Regions from separate parts of the Homo sapiens genome. Here region 2 is linked to region 1. Evidence: chromatin loops called from intact Hi-C (ENCODE). Cell type or tissue: endothelial cell of umbilical vein. All regions are shown on one strand. Each heading gives the region's core, and the rest is flanking DNA. Links, peaks and the distances in the headings are about the cores only. Region 1 has its middle 110 kb from the start of LINC00973. Region 2 overlaps LOC105374007 (a long non-coding RNA gene).

The links. Hi-C counts contacts between places; a loop is a spot of excess contacts. Peaks named below come from ENCODE experiments on the same cell type or tissue, not always from the same donor. Only the 100,000 strongest peaks of a DNase experiment are listed, where the experiment ranks them.
Region 2: it touches region 1 in a loop (14-fold over the local background); 15 of 110 quality-filtered maps call a loop at or near these places.

The regions. Positions count from the first base shown.
Region 1 is chr3:99,022,372-99,025,303 of GRCh38, forward strand. No RefSeq gene overlaps it. Among named protein-coding and RNA genes, the nearest start is that of LINC00973, 110 kb to the left of the region's middle. In endothelial cell of umbilical vein, for the core only: a CTCF peak has its summit at 1,403 (motif pointing right); a DNase peak (open chromatin) is centred at 1,440.
Region 2 is chr3:99,530,807-99,533,738 of GRCh38, forward strand. All of the region lies in intron 1 of LOC105374007 (a long non-coding RNA gene), which reads right to left. The region is part of intron 1 of LOC105374005 (a long non-coding RNA gene); the gene reads right to left. Among named protein-coding and RNA genes, the nearest start is that of COL8A1, 110 kb to the right of the region's middle. In endothelial cell of umbilical vein, for the core only: a CTCF peak has its summit at 1,664 (motif pointing left); a DNase peak (open chromatin) is centred at 1,665; H3K27ac peaks cover 219 bases.

The DNA.
Region 1 (2,932 bases), core at 246-2,745:
TGTGCTGGCAGCTGATTAGATGGTACCCACCCAGACCGAGGATGGCTCTGCCTCTCCCAGTCCAGTGACTCAGATGTTAATCTCCTTTGGCAATACCCTAATAGACACACACAGGATCAACACTTTGCATCCTTCAATCCAATCAAGTTGACACTCAATATTAACCATCACAAGAAGGTATAAGAAAACTATAGCCTGTGGGCTATATCTGGCCTGTCAACTGTTTTTATCAGTAAAGGTTTATTGTCACACAGCTATGCACATTTGTTTCCCTTTGTGTATGGCTTCTTTTATGCTAAATCAGCAGAGTTGAATAGTTGCAATAGAAACATATTCACAATAGCCAAGATGTGGAAACAACCTAAGTGTCTGTCATGGATCAATGGATAAAAACAACTGTGGTATATATATATATAATGGAATATTATTCAACCTCAAAAAAAACGAGATCCTGCCATCTGTGACCACATGGATGAACCAGGAGGACATTATGCTAAGTGAAATAAGACACGAACAGAAAGACAAATACTACATGATTTCACTTACATGTGGAATCTAAAAAAAAATCAAATTCTTAGAAGCAGAGAGTAGATGATAGTTACCAGGGGCAGGAGTGGGGTGGGGCTGTGTGTTGTTGGGGAGGTGGGGAAATGAGACGACATCGGTTAAAAGGTACAATGTTTCAGTTATGTAGGATGAATAAATTCTAGAGATCCAATGTACAGCATTGGGACTATAGTTAATAATACTGTACTGTATACTTGAAATTTACTAAGAGAGTAGATCTTCAGTGTTCTCACCACAAATGCAGAAAGGTAAATAGGTGGAGATGGATATGTTAATTAGCTTGACAGTAGTAATTAGTGCACTAAGTATATGTATATCAAAACACCATGTTGTACACCTTAAATATATACAGTTTTTATTAAGTAAAATAAAGATGCTTAACTTTCCAAAATGAAAGGATAAAAGGGAAAGGAGAAAGAAGCTTATGGCCTTCAAGGCCTAAAGTATTTACTATCTGAAAAACATTAAAAAATATTTGCCAACTGCTGCTCTAGAGGCCAGTGCTGGAGTGGAATGAAAAAAATAACAAATTCCTACTTTTACTAATTTGTGAGGAAATAACTTTTTTAAAAAAATTATTTATTAATTGGTTCTTATGATGATGAAAGCTTTTCAGCTTATTCAGACTATATCTAGAAAATTACATTATTAATACACAGGTTCATTCTTTAAACAGACAAAATAAGACATTCAACTGTTTTTAATCATCTTTATTTTTTCTAATAGTGACAATTATGCTTTTTTTTTTTTTTACGTTTTGGTTATTAACAAAAGTTTTTCGCATTCAAAGAACATTAAAAAACAAATGGTGAACAGAGTGTGATACCAGACTATGTCCAACAGGTGGCTGTATTTCTCAAAGTTTCAAAACCAGCCCAATTGCCTGTTGCATGCAAATTTCCATCTCAGTTTTCAGCTACCACACATTAATTCTGTGATTCCAGGATAATTAATTCTATAACAGAGGATTAAACAGTGGGGGTGGAAAGTGATAAGTAATCACATAACCAGAGATTATTTTATTGACTTTATTCAGATCAGTACTTCTATTCCTCATTCAACAGATTCAAAATCAATATTTGACCATGTCTTCAGCCTGGTTAGGCCCTCTGTGGTGCCCTCTCAAATTAAATAGGAAGTATATAGTAGAGGTGAGAATTTGTAGTTAAAGATATAGAATAGAGTCCTGTATGTGCCATGTGGTAGCTGAGTGAATTAGGAAGTTATTTGGCCCCTTGCTATGATTTAATCAGTAAAAAGAACTGAATAAGAATTCCTACTGTATCACAAGAGGTTTTCTATAGGATTTTGGGAAAACTCTTTATATCAACATGTTTTATACTAAATATTATTATTTCTATTCACTATCCTTTCTTTCTCTCTCAAATGCTTTTCACATTCTGTTCTACCAGAAATATCAATGGATAGATCTCATCTCACTAACTTTGAATGATCTCTAGATGATTGCATTGGCTTAATTGTTTAAAAGATTTGAAGGCATTCTTATTTCCTGAGCCCTGGCATCTGGACATTTGAAGCCATATCATACCAAATTATTTTCCAAGTATTTTCTCCTGAATATTTCTGTACTTCTGTTTGTCTGCTACAATGTTATTGGCCAACAAGGAATCTGGTTTTACTTAAAATTACTATTTACATTTTTTTGTTCAGGTTAGTGTGTCTTTGTCAGATATTCTCTTTTTAATCCTCATAAAATTATGCTATCCTTAGTCCATTATTTTAATATTGAAAGTTAATGTGCAGAAAATTGAATTCAGCAATTTGTATACTATATATAAGACACTGTGCTAAAAGTTTTAGTATCTACAATTCTAACCTCAGGAAGATTACAACCAAATGTGAAATACAATGAGAAGAGACAAGCCTCTAAGCTACAAGTCAGAAAAATCTACGATTTTCTACTCACTTTGTTACCAGATATCTACTTCTCATATCACTCTCTCTCTGCAGAAAAATTAAGGAGCAGTTAGTGGACTTGAAAAATGTTGGCAGGCTCTCTGTCTACCTCAGATACACACCTGTGCTTCTGGATTTGCCATATCAAGTTGTTTCATTTGACCTGGTCTTTACATGACCCTATAGTCATCAGGATAACAACAGATGTTTAAGGTATCTGTGTGGCTATGTGATAATCCTAGTTCTGTTTTGTCCCCTTTTGTTTTATTTTTATTTGTAATTGATAAATAATCATATATATTTATGGGGTACAATGTGATATTTGGATATATGTGTACATTGTGCAATGATTGTATTAAGCTAATTCACGTGTCCATTTTTTTGGACATTTAAAACCTATTTTTAAAAGTCATTTTGAAATATACAATACATTATTATTAACTGTGGT
Region 2 (2,932 bases), core at 309-2,808, 510 kb after region 1:
AATTCGAAATCATTGGAAAGAAAAATTAAAGATAAATTAAAATTAATATGGAAGACAAATAAATAAGATCCAATATGCATATCCATGAAGAGAAGTAAATGAATTAGAAACAAATTCAAAGATGTATTAGAGAAAAACATTCCAGGACATTTTAATTAAAAAGCAAGTTACAATTTCAAGGCAAAAGTTATTAAATTTGTCAAAGAATGGGACTTGATAATGATGAAGTATATACTCCATAATGAAGACCTAGCTACCTAGCTATCCTTAATATCTATGCACCAAATAATATAACATAAAAATGCATAATGCCAAAAACTGGAAGTAGACATAAATGGATAGTAATACAAAACATACACACAATCTTTGACAAATGATATAGATTTAAAATAAGTACCGGCTGGGCGCAGTGGCTCACGCCTGTAATCCCAGCACTTTGGGAGGCAGAGGCGGGTGGGTCACCTGAGGTCAGGAGTTCAAGACCAGCCTCAACATGGAGAAACCCTGTCTCTACTAAAAATACAAAATTAGCCGGGCATGGTGGTGCATGCCTGTAATCCCAGCTACTCGGGAGGCTGAGGCAGGAGAATTGCTTGAACCTGGGAGGTGGAGGTTGCGGTGAGCTGAGATCATGCCACTGCACTCCAGCCTGGGCAACAAGAGCGAAACTCAGTCTCAAAAAAAATAATAAAATAAAATAAGTACCAATACAGAAAAAAATAAGTAACATAATAATATGGATGTTATATACATACACACATATATAAAATCAAATGAAGCAACTTTTAAAGACAAATGGAAAATGTGTTAAAGTTGGCAGGTAATAGCCCATAAAGAAAATTTCCATAAATTTTGTATTATAATTAAAGAATGTCACCTATACTATTTCACACTAGCAAATGTATTAAGATTTTCCGTAAGAGCCACACATAGATAATAGTTTTTAATTATGATGCCAGACATAAGAAATTTGCAATAACAATTAAGGCCAACAAACCAAGAACTGAAACATTCTCAAACAATTCAAGTCAAACAGGAAATCAAACTGAAACAGCCATATTAGGAGGTTGAAGGCTTGAGGGATCTTGGTTTTAATTTCCAGCCAAGGCCATCAGGTTAAACCTTTAGAAATAACTTCAAAAAGAAAATAAGGGAATACATAAGATTATAAATAATAAAAATCATACATAAAATTAATTGTTATCCTATACACAAATAATAACTTTTAAAATATAGGAGCTAGAAATATCTCACTTTCAATAGTGACTCTATCGGTCAGGGCCCAGCTAGCAATACAGAGTCCTGACATATAATAATTAAATAAGATAATTTAATGTGGGAACTAATTATAAAGGTATTAGAATAGCTGAAAGAGTAAATGAAGGAAGGTGCCATCAAAAAATTATTAACAGTGGAAAGTTGCTAATATCCCTAAGCTGGAAGGACAAAAGGAGAGGATGATATTCCTAGGGTCTAAGCACTGGGCCCACCAAAAATGCTGGAACTCTGACAGTACTGCCTCTTGAAAGCTGGGACTAAAGAGGGAGTTAAAGCACAGAGGAGACTGGACCAGAGCTTCCACCAGGAGCAGAGGGCTGGGTAGAAGTAGCCTCCCTTCTTCCGTGCTCCTTCCTTCCAGCATCTTCCCAGTGCCCCCTACTGGCTAACTTTAGATGAAAGTCACCCGGCAAGGGAGCCTGGGAATGCAGTTCACATGGTGTTCTCTTGTAACCTACAGGGAAAGGGAGGGAGATGGAATTGAAAGCAAACAGAAAAAAGACCATTGGCACAGCAAGCAAAAGAAAAAGAAGAAAAGAGAGAGAAAATTAGATCTATTTCCCATACTTCACCTAAAGGTCCTTGATAGGAATTGTGTTATGGGCAACGCATGTGTTTATTTAATTATTTTAAAATATGAGGGGAAAAACCCACATATATTGTATACAAATTCTATACAATAAAAAACAAGTTTATCTCTCACTTCATACCCCCAATCCCTCTACACAGCATAGCCACTGTTACTTATTTTGTGTATTCTTCTGGAAATTTCCCATATACACGCATGAATATTTTTAAATGTCCACAAGCACAAAATACCTATTATTCTATCTGGTTTTTTTCCACTTAGGTATGTATGTTGGAAACCTTGTCATAATTTATTTTTAAAAGTCTCCATTTGATGCATAAATAGGCCATTTCAAGGTTTTTTTATTATAGAGAATATATCACAAAAGTAAAGGAGTACTGATAAAATTATTTGGCTAGTGTCTTTACATGTCTGGTATTTGAAACAATCCAGTTAGCGTGTGTTGGGCCAGGGGCAATACAGCTAAAAGAAGAACATAAGTGGGATATGGGATTTGAAAGTAAGTCACTAAAACATGGAGCTATCTCACATTCATTGTTACTTATAATTCATTCCCATATGTTTGTGAATGTTTGGAAGGACATGCAGATGTAACCAATATGTGTATCTTTACCCCCAAGGCAATTGCACGTACCAATGTTTTTATTCTCCCAAAACTAAATAAAACCTGATCCCCTCTGTTTTAGCCAGGCCTATTCACTTGCCTCTGAAATTTTTCAGGTTTTTGAGATTGCTTAATTGTGTAACCTTGGACAAGGCCCTAATCTCTGTGGCCCTCAGTTTCCTCATTAAAATGAAAGTGTCATCTTAATCTATCCTGCTCTTACAAATTCAACAATTCTACTTGTCCCAGCTCTGACTATCACATTTTCAAGAGAAAAGAAAGAGCAGGCCGGGCATGGTGGCTCACGCTTATAATCTTAGCACTTTGGGAGGCTGAGGCGGACAGATAGCTTGAGCTCAGGAGTTCAAGACCAGCCTGGATAACATGGTGAAGCCTTGTGTGCACAAAATATAAAAAATAAAAAAATTAGTCAAGTATGGTGGCATGCACCTGTAGTCCCA